2 separate regions of the Homo sapiens genome follow, and region 1 is linked to region 2. Evidence: read pairs that join two places in POLR2A ChIA-PET (ENCODE). Cell type or tissue: Caco-2. All regions are shown on one strand. Region 1 overlaps KMT2C (lysine methyltransferase 2C). Region 2 has its middle 36 kb from the start of LINC01003.

Region 1 (4,000 bases), 83 kb before region 2:
TTTTGTAGAGACAGGATCTCACCATTTTGCCCAGACTGATTTTGAAATCCTGAGCTCAAGCTATCAGCCTGCCTCAGCCTCAAGTGCTGGGATTACAGGTGATGGCATCCGGCCTTCAATATTTTCTGGATGAAAGAGAGGACTTATTACTAGTCCTAGATTATTATGAAAAACAGCAATATCATGATTAAAATTTTGTTCCTCCTCCCAGTACTGTGTTCTATTAATTAGATAGGAAATAGGAATGAACAAAAATAGACATTAAATCAAATGATTTTACTTTCTAAAAGTCAAAAATTCTAATGCTTTGTTTACCTATCTACAAATATTTATCTTACTACTTCTATAAATAATTGAATAAAATCTTAAATGAACTAAAAGAAATAATGGGACTTTTCACTACACAAAAGATAATTACCTATACAATGAAATGAGGTGAAATTCTTAGAGCAAATATGTCATACAACAAGCTTAAATTAATGATACGAAACAGTTAGAATGCCCCCACCCCAATAAACCATGGACAAAACACGACTGGGCAATTCGCAAGAAATACAAGTAATAAAATTCAAAAAAAGGCTGACGCGGTGGCTCATGCCTGTAATCCCAACGCTTTGGGAGGCCGAGGCGGGTGGATCATGAGATCAGGTGCTCGAGACCAGCCTGGCCAACATAGTGAAAACCCATTTCTACTAAAAATACAAAAAAATAGCTGGGCGTGGTGGTGGATGCCTGTAATCCCAGCTACTTGGGAGGCTGAGGCAGGAGAACTGCTTGAACCTGGGACGCGAAGGTTGCAGTAAGCCAAGATCGTGCCACGGCACTCCAGCCTGGGCAACAGTGTAAGACTCAGGTCTCAAAGAAAAAAGAAAAAGAAATTCAAAATATTCATTAGTCCTACTAATCAAGTAAGTAAAAGCTTAGAACTACTTTTTTTCTGTTGTTAAGATAAAGATTTTAATATATCATACATGACAAAGGTTTGATAAAACTAGACCTATCACACATTGCTAATGACATTACAAATTGATGCAACCTTTTTAGGGAGTGGCATTTCAAAACTTTAATAAAAATAAGAGATCAGGGCTGGGCATGGTGGCTTATGCCTGTAATCCAAGCATTCTGGGAGGCCAAGGCAGGGGAGATCACTTGAGGTCAGGAGTTCAAGACCAGCCTGGCCAACATGGCGAAACCCTGTATTTTTAGTATTCTACTAAAAATACAAAAATTAGTCAGGCGTAGGCCAGGCGCGATGGCTCACACCTGTAATCCCAGCACTTTGGGAGGCCGAGGCGGGCAGATCACGAGGTTAGGAGATCGAGACCATCCTAGCTAACACGGTGAAACCCCATCTCTATTAAAACTACAAAAAATTAGCCGGGCATGGTGGCAGGCACCTGTAGTCCCAGCTACTCGGGAGGGAGGCTGAGGCAGGAGAATGGCGTGAACCCAGGAGGCGGAGTTTGCAGTGAGCCGAGATCACGCCATTACACTCCAGCCTGGGCGACAGAGCAAGACTCATCTCAAAAAAAAACAAACAACAACAACAAAAAATTAGCCAGGCATGGTAGCGCGCCTGTAATCCCAGCTACTTGGGAGGCTAAGACAGGAGAACCGCTTGATCTCAGGAGGCGGAGGTTGCAGTAAGCGGAGATCATGCCACTGCACTCCAGCCTGGGTGACAGAACAAGACTCTGTATCAAAAAAAAAAAAAAAATTCAATGTAATTTAAAAAAATAAGAGATCAAGCCGGGCACGGTGGCTCACACCTGTAATCCCAGGACTTTGGGAGGCTAAAGCAGGCAGGTCACTTGAGACAGGAGTTCAAGACTAGCCTGGCCAACATGGTAAACCTTGTCTCTACTAAAATCAAAAAATTAGCCAGGCATGGTGGCACACGCCTGTAATCCCAGCTATTCAGGGCGCTGACACATGAGAATCCCTTGAACCTGGGAGGCAGAGGTTGTGGAGAGCCGAGATGGCACCACTGCACTCTAGCCTGGGTGACACAGTGAGACATCATCTCAAAAAAAAAAAAAAAAAAAAGAGTTTATATTTATCTCAAAAAAAGAGTTTATATTTATTGCTTGCTAAGGCATCAAATATAAGAAGGAAAAAATTTTAAAAAGTTCGTATTTACTAAGAACTTACTAAGTAATAGGCACAGCTCACTGCAACCACTTCCTCCCAGGTTCAAGCGACTCTCCTGCCACAGCCTCCCAAGTAGCTGGGATTACAGGTGCCCACCACCATGTCTGGCTAATTTTTGTATTTTTACTAGAGATGGGTTTCACCATGTTGGTCAGGCTGGTCTCGAACTCCTGACCTCAGGTGATCCATCCACCTCGGCCTCCCAAAGTGCTAGAATTACAGGCATGAGCCACTGCACCTGGCCTCTAGCGGCTTTCTTAACACATATACCCTCTTTAAATCTTTTAATAATCCTGTGACAAAGATGTTATTATCATCCCTATTTTATAGGTAACAAACAGATACAGATTGAACAGCTTATACAAAGTCCAACAACTAGAAAGTGATAAGACCAGAATTTGACAATAAGCAAATAGACATTAGAGCCTATATGCTTCTGAATATCTATGAAGAATCAAAAAATGCTTTTTTGTTGTTGTTGTTGTTGAGACGGAGTCTTGCTCTGTCGCCCAGGCTGGAGTGTAGTGGCATGATCTCGGCTCACTGCAAGCTCCGCCTCCTGGGTTCACGCCATCCTCCTGCTTCAACCTCCTGAGTAGCTGGGACTAGAGGCGCCTGCCACCACACCCAGCTAATTTTTTGTATCTTTTAGTAGAGACGGGGTTTCACCACGTTAGCCAGGATGGTCTCAATCTCTTCACCTCGTCATCCACCCACCTCGGCCTCCCAAAGTGCTGGGATTACAGGCATGAGCCACCGCGCCCACCCTCTTTCTTTTAAAAAAAAAAAAAAAAAAAAAGATGGAGTCTCACTCTGTCACCTAGGCTGGAGTGAAGTGGCACAATCTCGGCTCACTGCAACCTTTGCCTCGATACTCCTTCCTTAGCTTCCCAAGTAGCTGGGACTACAGGTGTGCGCCACCACGCCCAGCTAATTTTTGTATCTTAGTAGAGATGGGGATTCACCATGTTGGCCAGGCTGGTGTCAAACTCCTGACCTCAGATGATCCACCCACCTCAGCCTCCCAAAGTGCTGGGATTACAGGCGTGAGCCACCATGCCCGGCCAAATGCTTATTTTTTAACCTAATTATCCTGCCTATGGTAATCTGTCCTATAAAAATAACCAAAATATGAAAAAGGCTTTATCTACAAAAAGGTCAGCCAGAGCATTACACATAGTAACAAAAGGCAGTAGGGTGAGAAGAGGAAAAGGGGAGACAGCTGTATGGTTACATAAATTATAGTGTGGTTACTCAGTTTTTTGTTGTTGTTTTGAGACAGAGTCTCGCTCTGTCGCCCAGGCTGGAGTGCAATGGTGTGGTCTTGGCTCACTGCAACCTCCACCTCCCGGATTCCAGCGATTCTCCTGCCTCAGCCTCCTGAGCAGCTGAAGACTACAGGCGCATGCCACCACACCTGGCTAATTTTTGTATTTTTAGTACAGAGGGGGTTTCACTATGTTGGCCAGGCTGGTCTCGAACTCCTGACCTTGTGATATGCCTGCCTCAGCCTCCCAAAGGGCTGGGATTACAGTCGTGAGCGACAGCACTCAGCCCTCAGTTTTACTCAATGGAAAATTAAGCACCCTTCAAAAATGTTATAAAAGATTAACAATACGGAAATTTTCTTTTACATGTTACAAGGGAAAGTAGGTTACAAAACTCTAAATGTACATAAGTAGTATCACAAAAAAAAAAAAACTGTGTATATGAAAAAAGTTTGAAAGAGAATAGGTCAGGCTGGGTGTGGTAGCTGATGTCTATAATTTCGGCACTTTGAAAGGCCAAGGTGGGAGGATCACTTGAGCCTAGGAGTTTGAGACCAGCCTGGGTGACATAGTGAGACGAC
Region 2 (4,000 bases):
AAGTGATTCTCCTGCCTCAGCCTCCTGAGTAACTCGGGTTACTGGCGCCCCCCACCACACCCGGCTAATTTTTGTATTTTTGTTAGAGATGGGTTTTCACCATGTTGGCCAGGCTGGTCTTGAGCTCCTGACCTCAGGTGATCCACCTGCCTCAGCCTCCCAAACTGCTGGGATTACAGTTGTGAGCCATCGTGCCCGGCTTTTTTATTTTATTTTATTTTTAGTAGAGATGAAGTCTTGTTATGTTGCCCAGGTTGGTCTTGAACTCCTGGGCTCAAGCAATCCTCTTGCCTTGGCCTCCCAAAATGTCAGGATTATAGGTGTCAACCACTGTGCCCAGGCATTTTTCCTTTTCTAGTAACAAGAATCCTGATTTTTTTGCTGGGCACCTGGCTGTGAACACTACAATGCTCAGCCCCTCTTACAGCTGGAGTGGGCACCTTCTGGAAATCATCCTTCCCTTTCTCCTCTTTCTCCTGGCCAGCACGCAGAGGAGCAGGCCAGGGCTGAGACAGCTGGCATGGACCACCTGAGGCCATGGAGTGACGTGCAGCCAAGAGCCTGACAGAGGAGTCAGGGTCCCTCACCCAGGGATGGCAGAACCAGCCTTGATTTTATCTAAGGGAGAGATGGACTTCTATCTGCTCAAGCCACTGATTGTTGGCATTTTCATTACTTGCTGCTGAACCTTATCTTCATTAATACAAATAGGTTGTCATTATATATTTTCTTTTTTCTTTTTTTCTTTTTTTTTTTTTTTTGTTTCAGAGTCTCGTTCTGTTGCCAGGCTGGAGTGCGGTGGCGCAATCTCGCCTCACTGCAACCTCTGCCTCCCGGGTTCAAGCAATTCTCCTACCTCAGCCTCCCAAGTAGCTTGGATTACAGGCACCCACCACTACGCCCGGCTAACTTTTGTATCTTTTTGTAGTAGAGATAGGGTTTCACCATGTTGGCCAGGCTGGTCTCGAACTCCTGACCTTGTGATCTGCCCACCTCGGCCTCCCGAAGTGCTGGGATTACAGGTGTGAGCCACTGTGCCAGGCTGTCATTATTTATTTCCTAAAGGCATTAGACAAGTTCCTAAGACATGGCAAAATTTGAATATGAACCAGGTCTGTTTTCTGTAAAACTTTGTTATTTTCAGTAAATTATTCTTCTTACCACTAATGTTTACAAAAATGGCAGCTGTATACTATTAAAGATTTGCAGAGAATACAAAGTCAAAATATCAGTAGCCACTGAGAGCTTTAACTGAAGCTCTCAGATAAATATTTAAAGACCTAGGACTTTTAAAGGGACTATTTACAGTGGAATAGTGTCATAAACTGAATTTTGAAAAAACAAACAGAAAGTGTAAAAGAAAGCTCTCCAAGGGACCAATACTTTAATTTCAGGAGTGTTCTCATCCTTTGTAACATGGTATTTTCTATATAGTGTGAAAGGAAAATAAATCTTGGGACCCCAAAATTACTAAGCCAAGGAAAAAGTCAGGCTGGGAAGTGTCAGGCAAACCTGCTTCCCATTTTATTCCTAAATAAGATAGTTACAAAGATAAAAAAGCTATATACCTCATGTAATCATGATTGTGGTATTTTTATTTCTTATTTATTTATTTATCTTTTTGAGATGGAGTCTTGCTGTGTCGCCCAGGCTGGAGTGCAGCGGCGCAATCTCGGCTCACTGCAAGTTCCGCCTCCCGGGTTCACGCCATTCTCCTGCCTCAGCCTCCCGAGTAGCTGGGACTATAGGCGCCCGCCACCACGCCTGGCTCTTTTTTTTGTATTTTTAGTAGAGACGGGGTTTCACCGTGTTAGCCAGGATGGTCTCGATCTCCTGACCTCGTGATTCACCTGCCTTGGCCTCCCAAAGTGCTGGGATTACAGGCATGAGCCACCACACCTGGCCTGATTGTGGTATTTTAAAAAAAAAAGAAAAAAGAAAAAAAGTAAATTAGAAAAAAGCTACATGGCTGGGTGTGGTGGCTCACGCCTGTAATCCCAGCACTTTGGGAGGCCGAGGCAGGCAGATCACAAGGTCAGGAATTTGAGACCAGCCTGACCAACATGGTGGAACCCTGTCTCTACTAAAAAAATACAAAAATTAGCTAAGCGTGGTGGCGCACACCTGTAATCCCAGCTACTTAGGAGGCTTGAACTCGGGAGGCGGAGATTGCAGTGAGCCAAGATTGCACCACGGCACTCCAGCCTGGGCAACAGAGCAGACTCTGTCTTAAAAATAAATAAATAAAAATAAATAAATAAAAGCTACATACCTTCCTCACAATTTGCCCCCAGAGAAATTCCTTGTGGGCCTCAAGATCTTTACCCTAAAACAGTTCTGTTGAATTTCACCCTGGCAATGTAAATTGATAGCTTATCTTTACAGATGAGGGACCGTCCCTCTGCTCACCTGAGACAAAGGCATATCTGATTGCTTCCTCTACTGGTTATGTAAAAATGCAGATTCACTGAGTCATGCTCAGTTATGTATTCAGTGAAAGGCTGATCAAGGACTCCAAAGAATGCAACCTTTTTTTTTTTTTTTTTTTGAGACAGAGTCTGGCTCAGTTGCCCAGGCTGGAGTGCAGTGAGGAGATCTCGGCTCACTGCAGCCTCTGCCTCCCAGGTTCAAGTAATTCTCCTGCCTCAGCCTCCTGAGAAGCTGGGACTAAAGGTGCACCACCATATCCAGCTAATTTTTGTATTTTTTTGGTAGAGAAGGGGTTTCCCTGTGTTAGCCAGGTTAGTCTTGATCTCCTGGTCTCAAGTGATTCCCCCTGCCTTGGCCTCCCAAAGTGCTGGGATTACAGGTGTGAGCCAATGTGCCCGGACTAGAATGCAGTCTTTTGTCTCTTATCTACCTGGACCTGGAAGCCCCAATTTTGAGTTGTCCTGCCTTTTGGGACCAAACCAATGTACATCTTTTTTTCATTTTTTATTTTTTTGAGATGGAGTTTCGCTCTTGTTGCCCACGCTGGATTGCAATGGCACGATCTCAGCCAACTGCAACCTCCGCCTCCCGGGTTCAAGCGATTCTCCTGCCTCAGCCTCCTGAGTAGCTGGGACTACAGGCGCCCGCCACCATGCCTGTTTAATTTTGTATTTTTAGTATACACGGGGTTTCTCCACGTTGGTCAGGCTCAAACTCCCGACCTCAGGTGATCCACCTGCCTCGGCCTCCCGACCTCAGGTGATCCACCCACCTCGGCCTCCCAAAGTGCTGAGATTACAGGCATGAGCCACCGGGCCCGGCCAAACCAATATACATCTTACACATATTGATTGATGTCTCATGTCACTCTAAAATGTATAAAAGCAAGCTGTATCCTGACCATTCTGGCATATGTCCGCAGGACCTCCTGAGGCTGTCTCACGAGTGGTCATTAGCCTTGGCAAAATCAACTTTCTGAAATGACTGAGACCTGTCTCAGATATTTTGGGTTGACAATACACACACACACACACACACACACACACACACACACACAGAGTTTTGGTGACAGGGTTAGAGAAAAATAATATCTACTTTCATGGCTTACAACTCTGGTTTTACAACAGAAGTAAAAAAAATTTTATTCTAATAGCATGATTTATCTTTGCCAATTTTTGAAAATTTTTATTTTATTTTATTTTATTTTTTGGAGAGAAGTGCACAGTCATAGCTCATCAGAACAGAATATCTTACCAGGAGGCATGTCACCCTTGTCTCCTTAAAACCTTTCCCCGCACACACACAAAACACTCTCATTTTGGATTTTGTGCCTATGTTCATGTCATTCCCTCTGTTTGCAATTGCTTTCTTTCCCACCAATCAACTAACTGCGCTAATTACTAAGTCTTGATCTTCTCCTCCATGAAGGCTTCCTGGATTGGTCTAGTCTACAACAGTAGTTCTCAAAGCACAGTACGGCAGCAGCAGTGTCACCTGGGACTGGAAATTCACTCCTGCAACCCCAGACCTACTGAGCTGGCAACCCTGGGGGGCCCAGCACTCTGTGTCA

The links. Peaks named below come from ENCODE experiments on the same cell type or tissue, not always from the same donor. Only the 100,000 strongest peaks of a DNase experiment are listed, where the experiment ranks them.
Region 1: POLR2A ChIA-PET joins it to region 2 with 5 read pairs; 3 of 35 experiments call an interaction of 5 or more read pairs at or near these places.

What each region holds. Positions count from the first base shown.
Region 1 is chr7:152,415,023-152,419,022 of GRCh38, forward strand. All of the region lies in intron 1 of KMT2C (lysine methyltransferase 2C), which reads right to left. Among named protein-coding and RNA genes, the nearest start is that of KMT2C, 19 kb to the right of the region's middle. In Caco-2, no CTCF peak of the experiment used is centred here; no DNase peak of the experiment used is centred here.
Region 2 is chr7:152,497,716-152,501,715 of GRCh38, forward strand. No RefSeq gene overlaps it. Among named protein-coding and RNA genes, the nearest start is that of LINC01003, 36 kb to the left of the region's middle. RefSeq lists an enhancer at 2,194-2,694. In Caco-2, no CTCF peak of the experiment used is centred here; a DNase peak (open chromatin) is centred at 2,326.